2 separate regions of the Mus musculus genome follow, and region 2 is linked to region 1. Evidence: chromatin loops called from intact Hi-C (ENCODE). Cell type or tissue: gastrocnemius. All regions are shown on one strand. Each heading gives the region's core, and the rest is flanking DNA. Links, peaks and the distances in the headings are about the cores only.

The links. A loop is a pair of places that touch in the nucleus more often than their neighbours do. Peaks named below come from ENCODE experiments on the same cell type or tissue, not always from the same donor. Only the 100,000 strongest peaks of a DNase experiment are listed, where the experiment ranks them.
Region 2: it touches region 1 in a loop (2.2-fold over the local background); 1 of 42 quality-filtered maps calls a loop at or near these places.

What each region holds. Positions count from the first base shown.
Region 1 is chr15:62,207,728-62,213,244 of GRCm38, forward strand. All of the region lies in intron 2 of Pvt1 (Pvt1 oncogene), which reads left to right. Among named protein-coding and RNA genes, the nearest start is that of Pvt1, 170 kb to the left of the region's middle. In gastrocnemius, for the core only: no CTCF peak of the experiment used is centred there; DNase peaks (open chromatin) are centred at 2,451 and 4,780; H3K27ac peaks cover 504 bases.
Region 2 is chr15:62,274,457-62,279,973 of GRCm38, forward strand. No RefSeq gene overlaps it. Among named protein-coding and RNA genes, the nearest start is that of Pvt1, 240 kb to the left of the region's middle. In gastrocnemius, for the core only: no CTCF peak of the experiment used is centred there; no DNase peak of the experiment used is centred there; H3K27ac peaks cover 254 bases.

The sequences.
Region 1 (5,517 bases), core at 294-5,293:
CCTCACAAGAAGGCCCAGGGAAGGAAAGGAATGTCCGTCTCTGCCTTTAAATCCTAGCTTCTTCATTTCTGATTCTTTTGTTGAAAACAGTGTAGGAAACCTGAAATGACTCCTACACACATAGCCTGCACTCAAAGAGGCTCCGCCGGCCCATGTCTCCTGGGATCTCTCAAATCGCCCTTTGAAGCAGGACTCTATTGCCTCGGCTCACAGAGGTAGGGTGACCATCTTCAGTCTCACAGAGGTCCTACATCAAGCCGGGACTAGAGGATGAGCTCCAACCTTTTGGTCTCTCTCTGTGGGGTTTCCTATTCTGCCATCTGCCTCGTTCTGAGGACTTGATGTAGCAGGACAGGCTGTGGAGGGAAAGGAGCACCCACCCACTTGGGCTGGGTGGGCACGGGGAGCTGGCTGCCCTCTGCAGTTCAGTTCTAAGGTCTTGGAAGCTCCGTGGCCAACTTCTTTCCTATAGCCTCCTCCAGCTCTGGCTAGAACCTGGGGCTGCTGGACAGAGAAAGTCCTGGCATATCCTCTGCACACGTCCTTCATTTGCACAACATGAAGGTGCTCTGGCTCTATGCATGGTCCTGTCTCTGTACCAAGGAAGGGCTGATATGATTGCAGTTGGATCCAGATACTCCTTGCTTGTGCTCTACAGCTGGCTTCTTGTCTTCCTCTGACTGTCCCCCTCTCTGCTCTTCTTCATTTATTCCTTGAGCTCTCTAATAGCTATATGTTCTGACCCTTCATTACAAGCTATTGTATGGTTCTCTTAATCCCACCAATGTAGTTCCCATCCCAAAGAAGAAATGGAATACTACAGAGCCAGAGGCCAGGTTATCATTTTGTGCTTTTTTGTTTGTTTGTTTTAAGATTTATTTTTAACTACATGAAATGTTTTGCCTACATGTATGTATGTGTACTGTGTGCATGCCTAGTGCTCACAGAGGTCAGAGGAGAATGGTGGGTCTCCTGGAACTGGAGTTATACATGTTAGCGAGCCGCCAATGGAGGTGCCAGAACCGGAACCCTAGTCCTGCAAGACAAGCATGTGTTTTTACTTGCTGAGCCATCTTTCTAGCCCCCATAATTCGGAAAAGAGTCAGCTCTAAGTGACTTGAATCTGGGTTCTAATGTAGTAGTCCTATACCATCTGTTTCATGTGACTCCTGCTTCTCCTATTGTGACTCTGCAACAGTGGTGGTGGCACTCTCCAGGTGGGAGTTAGGACATACCAGGACCAATGCTTCATCCTTCACATCTCCTTCCCCTGGAACAGTCAACTCCTTCCATACCTAGAAATGAAGTTCTTAGGTGAGGGAATCCTCTGCTAGAGGAACACTTGGCCTCAGCCAGGAGTCCTAACTTGTAACATCCTACCTGCCCATACATGATGTTCTTAGTGTCCGTACTGCCCTTACTGCTCCTGAAGGTAAGTCACCTGCAGGGTCACGTCCTATGGTGGCATCAGGAGGGGAGATATTTGATCGAGTTAGTGTCATGGAACACTAATTTGTTTTGATCCACAACAGACCTTCAGCTGACCTACCTGATCCTGGTAGGGATGTCTGAGGGAAGCTAACCCAGAGGGACTCCTGGCTGGGCCCTGGGTGCTCCTATGACTGGTGTAGCAGTCATGAAGGATGGAAAGAGACCCATGTGAGGAAATTTCTGGAATGTATAGACACCTAAAGGAGTTCCTTCAATGTCTTGCAAACAGGTTTGCTCTTGGACTGAGCAAGTAGCCTCTACTGGTTAAGTGAGTCATTCACAAAGCCTTGGATTTAATCCAGACACTAAGTAAACCCAGGGGATATCACATGACTATAAGCCCAGACCGTAGGAGGTGGAGAGAGAAGGATCCGAAGTTCAAGGCCATCCTCTGCTATGTAGTGAGTTCGAGTCAACCTTAGATTCCCAGAGGCACTGTTTAGAACCACATAAGTAAGGGACTAGAGGGATGGCTCTGTGGATGAGAGCACTGACTGCTTTTCCACAAGTCCTGAGTTCAATTCTCAGTAACCATAGGGTGGCTCACAACCATCTGTAATGGGATCTGACTCCCTCTTCTGCTGTGTCTGAAGACAGTGACAGTGTAATAAAAAAAAAAAAAAAAGAAAAGAAAAGAAAGTAGAACCAAATAAATATTATTGCCACCCCTCAAGGAGAAAACGAAAAAGAAAAGGAAACAGAACAAGAAAGGTTTGCTCTCTGCTGACTTCTACCTACCTCACAGCTCAGACCTCCTCACAGCTTTCTCACCAGCTATGGCCTCCTGTTCACATTCTGTCTCCCTCCTGTGGGCAGAGAATGCCCAACGCAGATAGCACCTTGTACACGCCTCCCCTCCTCCCCCTCTTACTTTGTGACTCTTGTTTCCTGCCCTCTGTCCCCGCCATGGACTTCTGCCAGCTTAGCCCACAGTGGCCTCCCTTTGTTTAAGCATCTTGGTTTCAGGCAGACTTAGCCAGCCTCTTCATTCACCCTTTAGAAGTCCTGACAGGCAGCCAACCAAGCTGGCCAATCATGAAGGTTGGGTATCAGGGTCCTGGTAGCTGCTTCCTGTCTTGGTGGCTTCCCACACCTGGATACCCTGAGGCCCTGGACAGAAATGCCCAGATATTCACCTCAGCTGGCATGAACATACCATCTGGGGCTGCTGGCTGGGGCTGTTCCCATAGTCTTGATCCTTTCTGGGAACTACTCCTTCCATGAGTAAACCCTCTCTCTTCTCTTACCCACGCCATTCAGTCCACAGCCTGTCTCCACCAAGGATCTCTGGCAGTGGGAATGTAATGAGCTGGCTGGGTTCTGTGACTGTGAGGAGACAAGGATGCCTCATTTTCCTCTTCTGTACATGGACATTCACCCAGTACATTGATTGACACTAGCGATGGACAAAGAGGTACTATGGGCTAGGCCAGTATAAGCATTCTACAAAGAACAGCAGCTGGCAATGCTACTCTATGTGAGTTCTACAGTGATACTGTATCATCCTAGGTGTCGCATGGTGCATCATCGCATAGAAAGAAATGGTCAAGAGCATAGGAAACAGTACAGAAGCTCCGCTGCACTCTCTAGATCCTTGTTGTGCTCCCAGTCAGAGATCCAGCTGAGAAAAGGAAGTAGAACTTCCATTCTTACTGTTTAACTTAAAAAAAAAAAAGCAGTAAATACTCATTCTATAATTTAGGAAATTCAGACAAGCAAGAACAAAACTTTGTTGTTGTTGTTGTTGTTGTTTGTTTTTTGAGACAGGGTTTCTCTGTATAGCCCTGGCTGTCCTGGAACTCACTTTGTAGACCAGGCTGGCCTCGAACTCAGAAATCCACCTGCCTCTGCCTCCCAAGTGCTGGGATTAAAGGTGTGCGTCACCATGCCCGGCAGAACAAAACTTTTAAGAAACACATTTGCTAATATATGTAGTCACGGGCACAAAGATACACACATGCACTATCTATAGTGGGGGAGGTGTGTGTGTGTATGTGTGTGTGTGTGTGTGTGTGTGTGTGTGTATGTGTGTATGTGTGTATGTGTGTGCGTAATCATTTCTGTATTTATTGTCACTTCAGACATGTATATCACTCATTTAATAGTCTTATTCCATGTGATGTGGATCTCATACGTGTTTATAAAAAATAAGAAATGAGCTCCTGTGTTAGAGCCTGGTTTGCCATTTGACCTTAGGTGATTTTTTTTTTCTTATCTATAAATGTTTCTTCTATGTGGAAAATGTGACAGCCAATAGACTTTCCTTATCCATCTAACTGATAAAGCAGATGCTGTGATATACATCTTCAAGATTTTCAGGGTGATTAGAGGAATAGCTGACACCCAGAATTTCTCCATGAAGGTCTCTGGGGTTCCCAGAGGCAGATTCAGCAAGCATCTGAGTTCTAGGAAGTTCCCCATTCCCTTTTTTGACACTTAATGCAAATGGGTATCTGTTCTACTAGGAGCTATGAACATAGAATGCGGTAGTTACCTTTCTATTACTGTGATAAAATACCATGACCAAAGCAACGCAGAGGAAATAGCATATATTGGGGCCTACGGTTCTAGAGGGTGAGAGTCCATCTGCGGTGGCACAGCAAAGGCAGGGACAGGATATGAAGGATCACATTTCGATCTGCAAACACAATGAGAAGGGGTACGGGGAGCTAGAAATGACTCAGGTCCCTTTACTCTCAAAGCTTACTAATGACACACTTCCTTCAAAAGTCCAAACCTCATAAATGTCCCCCAAACTGCACCAGGAGACCAAGCATTCAAATGCCTCAGGTCATGGGGACTATTTCTCATTCAAACCACCATAGATGTTCTGAGCCCTTTCCGGCCCAATTTCTTGCAGAATTCCTCATGTAATACAACATAGCCTTTCACTAGCATATGCTTCAGTGATGGTTATCTTAGAACCCCTTGGCCCCAACCTGCCTGGGACTAAGTATGGCACTTGTGAACTTGGGCCTGTGGAAGGATGCTGCACTCTCCCTTCGGGCCCTCTTGAACTCATTTGTCCCAGTCAGAAGGTTAAGTTTCCTTAAGCCATCACATTGCCAGTGATCTGCCAGCCACTGCTGGTCTAGGAGCTGCTTGAATGTCAGCTCCTGCCTGGCACACCTGGAATAGGCACACTTCAGCTGTTGCAAGGCAGAGCCTGTGGCTGGGATAGCACCTGGAGCCGTTGTGAAGCCTAATACCTCCCCCCTTGACTCTTCCTGGATCCAGTGGCAGGTGGCTGGTGGTTGGTGGCTGGCAGCTGGCAGCTGGTGCCTGGTGGCTGGCAGCGTATACGGGGTTGGCATACCTGCCAGCTGGGTCTTTGATCATGATGGCGCTGTCCACCCAGCCCAGCACATTAGAGAACACAAAAGCTTCAAAAAGCCGCACAAAGAACCACCAAGGAATTGCAGGAAGTATGTCTGTTGTTTCCTGGCTACAAGTCTGGAGTGTGGGAGGATCCTTGGCATGGGTGACTGGTAGCATGGCAGTTGTGGACACAGCACTGACCTTGAAATTCAGCAGAGCCTTTGGCCTTTTGGAAGCCTCTGCTGCTCACACTGTACACTGACTTAAGGGCAAGTTACTCAGAGTAAATTGGTGCAGTTCAAATACCTATCAAGTGTGTTTCTTTAAGAACAACAGCAATAACTAGAAGCAGCAGGTAATATTTATTGAGCATTTGTTGTGACTTGGAGTCCCAGAGTCCCAATACCTGGGCTTAACTTAAACCTTTCCAAACACCAGGTTCACCTGTATTCTGTAAAGACAAGACAGCGGTCATTTCCTTGTCATGGTGGCTATGAACTGTGAATGAAAAGGTCTCCAAACACTGCCATGTCTCCCTGACAAGAGAAGATCCTGTGGTTTAACCCACTGATATCCAACACATCCAACAGTAGCATGCTCTCTACTGTATCCCGTTCCTTCCTCTGCAGAACACTTTATGTTATATACATGGATCTGTCAATGTAAGGTTCTGACATGAGTTGCTAGGATGATCAAGTCCTGGTCAGT
Region 2 (5,517 bases), core at 290-5,289, 67 kb after region 1:
TTGGGTCCTTCAGTCCATTCTCTTGCAGGAACTTTCTCCTCTAAGGGGAGTCGCCTGAGACCATGGATATTTACACTACAATTCACAATGATAGCAAAATTACAATTATAAAATAGCAAAGAAAACATTTATGGTTGTGTGTTGGGGAGGTCTCCACAACATGAGGAACTGTATTAAAGAGTTTCAGCATTAGGGGGGTTGAGAAACACTGGTCTAATAGCAAGAGATGCAAGGAGGCAGAAACATTTGTGACATTGGCCTGAGATACTGATCTCAGGGATGTAGCCATGGAGTGAAGGTGCTTGTTCCACTAGTGTAAGCATGTGGATGCTGAAATTTGGTCAAAGTGCACTCTTTTCACCAATTCTTTCATTGCTCTGGCAACTGAGGTCTGCCTGTAATTTCTAAGTGCTCTAGATCAATTAACCTGCCCTTTTGTTATAGTTAGGGTTTTACAACTATGAGCAGACACCATGACCAAGACAAGTCTTATAGGGAGGCTGACATACAGGTTCAGAAGTTCAGTCCATTATCCAGGAAGGAACATGCAGCATTCAGGCAGGCATGGGTCAGGAGGAACTGAGAGTTCTACATCTTCATCTGAAGACTACTAGTCAAATGCTGACTTCCAGGTAGCTAGGATGAGGGTCTTAAAGACCACACCCACAGTGACACACCTACTCCAACAAGACTACACCTACTCCAACAGGGCCACACCTTCTAATAGTGCTATTCCCTGGGCCGAGCATGTACAAACTATCACATCTTTCTATTTCTTCTTCTTTATTCTCTTGGCTCATCTCTTGGTAGAACCGGCATCTTAATCTCCATGGCTTTAGCCATGAAGGAACGATTGGTGTTAACTCTGGGCTTATGCAGAAGGGAACATAGACAACAGCCAAGTGTCTCACATGGACTCCTTATGCTATTGGCTCTTTGTGTCTTAGAGGACCTGCATACAGTTGACAGATTGGTCATGTTCCTGGCAATATAGAAAATTGTTGCGATGATTCCCCATTTTTCACTCCTTCCTGGCAGTTGTCATGCTAAGGCCATGCTGCTTTCTGAGCAGGACCTTCTCCCTTGCACTGTAAAAGGAAGATCAATGGAAGTGTTAGTATGTGGCAGAGGTTCTGCTGGGGATTTCCACATTCTTCACCACCATCCTATGGGAAAGATGTTATTAGCTCTCTGCTGCTGGTGGGGGATTTGTGATGTAAATATTTCCATTTTATCCAGCCAGTAAGTGTCTTCTTGTTATAGAGAGTCTATCTGCTAATTTCTTGGTCTTGTATGTGCATTCACTTACCCCTTTTTTTTCTCCAGGATTTTGGCATTAGGTTTTTATCTGCATTGTGCATCCTATGTCCTGTATGGCTTTGCTTGCGGCTCAGGAGTACTTGCAGTAAGTGCTTCCGAATCTGGACAAGTGCTAATTTGTTTGTAGTTATTTCCTGAAGGGAAAAAAAATAAGTCCATTTATGTTTTCTCTTCTTTTATCTTTCCAGACCCTTAGGGGCCCATTCTCGATGGTACCTTTGGAGCAGATGTAACCAAGAAATCAATATAGCTGTTAGAGTTAGCCATGGCAACCGTAATGCCACTATATCCCCTACTCCGTAATGTTGACAGAGATGGCAGAGCCAGGAGTAGGTGAAATACTCAGACAAGGGGATGGGGACCTCAAAGGAAGGGGGAATTAAAACCCCATGGAGCCTCACTCAGAAAATGAAAAACTGTCAGCTGTGCCCTGTGGCATAATCAGGTCTTCTTACAGAGAGTGAAGCCATTAGGCTTGATGTCAGGCATGGCAGGGGTATCGGCAACATGCAGGTATCATGAGGCCCTTCTCGAAGATGAAATTGGCAGCTGCAGGGCCAGCAGCCTGCCCCACAGTCTTACCTTTCACTTTAAATACCAGGGGCTCAGCAGCTCCAGGGGTGGAGGGAGGTTGGGCAGACCAAGCAACTCCCTGCTTTCGTTGCATTTGGGCTCTTGTTCCTGTGGCTGTTACTATTGTTGCTGTAGTAGAAGAGAAGGATTCACTTCCCACTTCTAAGACCAGAGCCTGGTGCACGGAAAGCCCTGGCAGGGTATCTGAATCCTGGTAGCCTTGTCTACAGAGTACATTCAGCCAGCCAGGAGTGACTTACATACCCCAGCCTTTCTGTGTGTCAGGGGTTGCTCCAGGTGAAAGACTGAGTGAGGACTGGGTAGGAAACAGAACTTGCTCAAAGCCCCAACGTCCTTCCACGATCCTGGAATCAGGCAGCTCATGTCATACAGGGAGCAAATATGGAACATACTGGGGTTGCATTTTACCTCAACGTGGAGGCCAAGCTGCCTCTGGGAATCCCTCCTTCCTTTCCTTCCTTGGTGTGTAGTTTTGGAGTGGTTCTCAAGGGAAATTTTCTTTCTAGAAAGACTTCTCTGTAGTCTTCTTCTTCTTCTTCTTCTTCTTCTTCTTCTTCTTCTTCTTCTTCTTCTTCTTCATCTTCTTCTTCTTCATCATCATCATCTTCTTCTTCTTCTTCTTCTTCTTCTTCTTCTTCTTCTTCTTCTTCTTCATCTTCTTCTTCTTCTTCTTCATCTTCTTCTTCTTCTTCTTCTTCTTCTTCTTCTTCTTCTTCTTCTTCTTCATCTTCTTCTTCTTCACCTTCTTCTTCTTCTTCTCTTCTTCTTCTTCTTCTTCTTCTTCTTCTTCTTCTTCTTCTTCTTCTTCTTTGTTATAACTTAGTAGTAGAAGGGTAAGGTGCCAAGGTGTGTGTGTGTGTGTGTGTGTGTGAAAGAGAGAGAGAGAGAGAGAGAGAGAAAGAGAGAGAAGTTGTCACCACCAATATTATAGGTTAGGTATCCATAATCTCACAATGTGAAATCCAATGTGCTCTAAAATTGGTAACCTTTTGAATTCTGACAGAATCCCATGAGTGGAAGATTCCATGCCATTAAACTCTGAATTTTAAGGTGTCTTATGAGGTCAACATCACGTGGTATATACAAGGAATATATGAGGTATATATAATACACAAATATATCTGCTGCTCAGACTTGTATCCTACTCATGGGTCAGACATTAGCTCTTCAAGTAGTAAATTATTCTGGATAGTTTTATGTCAATTTTACACAACCTATAGCTGTCTGAGAGGAGGGAACCTTAATTAAGAAAAATTCCTTCCTAAGACCAGGTTGTATGCAGGCCTGTATGCAATCATTTAAAATCAGTGATTGATGGGGTGGGACCCAGCCCATTGTGGGTGGGGGCCATCCCTGGGCCAATGGTTCTGGGTTCTATAAGAAAACAGGCTGAGAAAGTCACAGCAAGCAAGTCATTGAGCAGTATACCTTCAGGTCTCTTCGTCAACCCCTGCCTCCAAGTTCTGGCCTTGTTGGAGTTCCTGCCCTGACATTCTTCAGTGATGAACTATGTTGTGGTAGTGTGTGCCAAATTAGTCCTTTCCTCTCCATCTTGCTTTTTTGTTCATAGTGTTTCAGCACAGTGATAGAAAACCTAAGACAAGTTGGTACCAGGACTGTAGGGTTGTTGTTTTGGGGAGGGTTGTGGAAGGACTTTGGAACTTTGGACAAGAAAAGCCTTGGGATGTTTAATTCTTGTTAAGCTATTCTGTAGGAGCTTGGAAGATAAGAATGTTGAAGGCAATGCAGAAGATGGAGGTCTCCCCTGTGAAGTACCAGAGAAAAGTCTGAAGATTCTATTGGGGATGTTTGCTATTTTGAATTACGATTCTTTCATTCTGCAAGCTGGGGCTGAAGAATCAGCTGTAATTAACAAGATATCTGTATGGCTAGAGTGAAATCTTTGTTTTGCTGGAATACTCGGTGCTGGGTTGGCTGGAACTTAGAATTTAGCAGAGATTAAGAAGAGGCCAGCATCATTGAGGCAAAATCTTCTGGGGAGTGTTTCCTGAGAGTCAGCACACAGAAGTTGTGTTCTAGAGGTGGACACGTTTGTACTTGATACTGACAGGTGAACTTGAAGAGTCATCCAGGTGGTACTAGTTTTGAAAACATAAAGGAATGATAGAGAGCAGCTGATGCTTGGCACTCTGAGAAGTCAGGAGAGACCACCGATAAAAATGCAGCCTCATAGGCAATTGAAGGCCCAGGACTAAAGGGGTCATGCAGAGAAGCTGAGGTTTGGCATCAAGAGAGACTATGAGAGGCTATGAGTGAATGTACAGCTCAATTGTAGCAGAAGACTGCAGCATTTTGGAGATGCCAGTACCATGGGATGACCACAAAGGTCAGCAGCTGTGGTGGAGTGGAGTCAGCCAGAACCCAGAAGACAAGCTGTGTGTGCTGCAGAGAGTAGAGGTGGAGAAGTGACCTAAGGCCCTTGGAGGATCCCAGATGATTGTGAGTGAATCCTAGACATTGGATGTTGAATTATGTAAAATTTTGCAGTTTGGTATTGCTTTTATTTGATTATGTCTATGCCCTGATTTTTCCCTCTTCAACAGGGATCTTACTGGACCTTCTTAGGTACTCTTATTATTCCTGTTTCCTAGATAACAAAACAAATGCTCCAAATGATTGACAACATGTGAGCCCCGACTGCCTATTTTATTCCTGATTCTGGTTGTAAACAAGTTCCTCCTCCTCCTCCTCCTCCTCCTCCTCCTCCTCCTCCTCCTCCTCCTCCTCCTCTTCCTCCTCCTCCCATTTGTACCCATTCATTGTGGATATCAGATCATTCTTTCAGAGTCCTGATGTCTACTTCATTGTCAGTCTCTCTGCCATCTGGGTCCTCCAGATTGAAACTGACTGTGCTCCCTTCTTGCCCCACTCCCTACAATGTCTTTCCTTCACACACAAAAAACCACAAAAGTCCTTAATGGAGCAGAACAGTCCTCCTGACTGTACCCTGAGGACTCTACTATTCTTATCTCTTGTGTCTTCTACCTGTTTCCACCAGTGGACTGGTACAGGCCTCAGGCAAAGGGAGGGATTATTCTTTTCCTGATGTGTTTTCGCTCTGCAGAGAGATGCAGGGTTAACAAATCAAACTTCCCTGTGGACTTTAAGAGTTCAAGAATGGGTTGTTGGACCATCCCTTGGGAACACTGCTGAAAAAAAAAATCCTTGTATTGGGTGGGAGCTTCATTCCAATCGTATATTGGTACAGCTTTTTAAAACACATAATTGTATAACGTAAGAGAAACCCAGTTTTTCAACTGTGTTCAGGTCTCAAATTCTATTTGCTCTGTGAAAGACTATATTGACTTTGGAAAGTAACTTGGCAATATTACACTACAGCAACTTTACTCCCAATTATGCTCCCTGGAGAACACTCATGTGCAAAGGAAAGAATGCAGTATTTGTAATCCTAAAAAAAAGAGAAGGCTGAATTAAATATCCATCCATGGGAGAAAAAACATACAGATTTGTGTGAAGTTTTCTAGATGAGCTAACCCTCACATGGAGACATCTCAAAAACATGGCAGAATAAAAATCATAAATAGTGCCATGCATTATGCCTGCTAAGATCCCAGTAGGAGG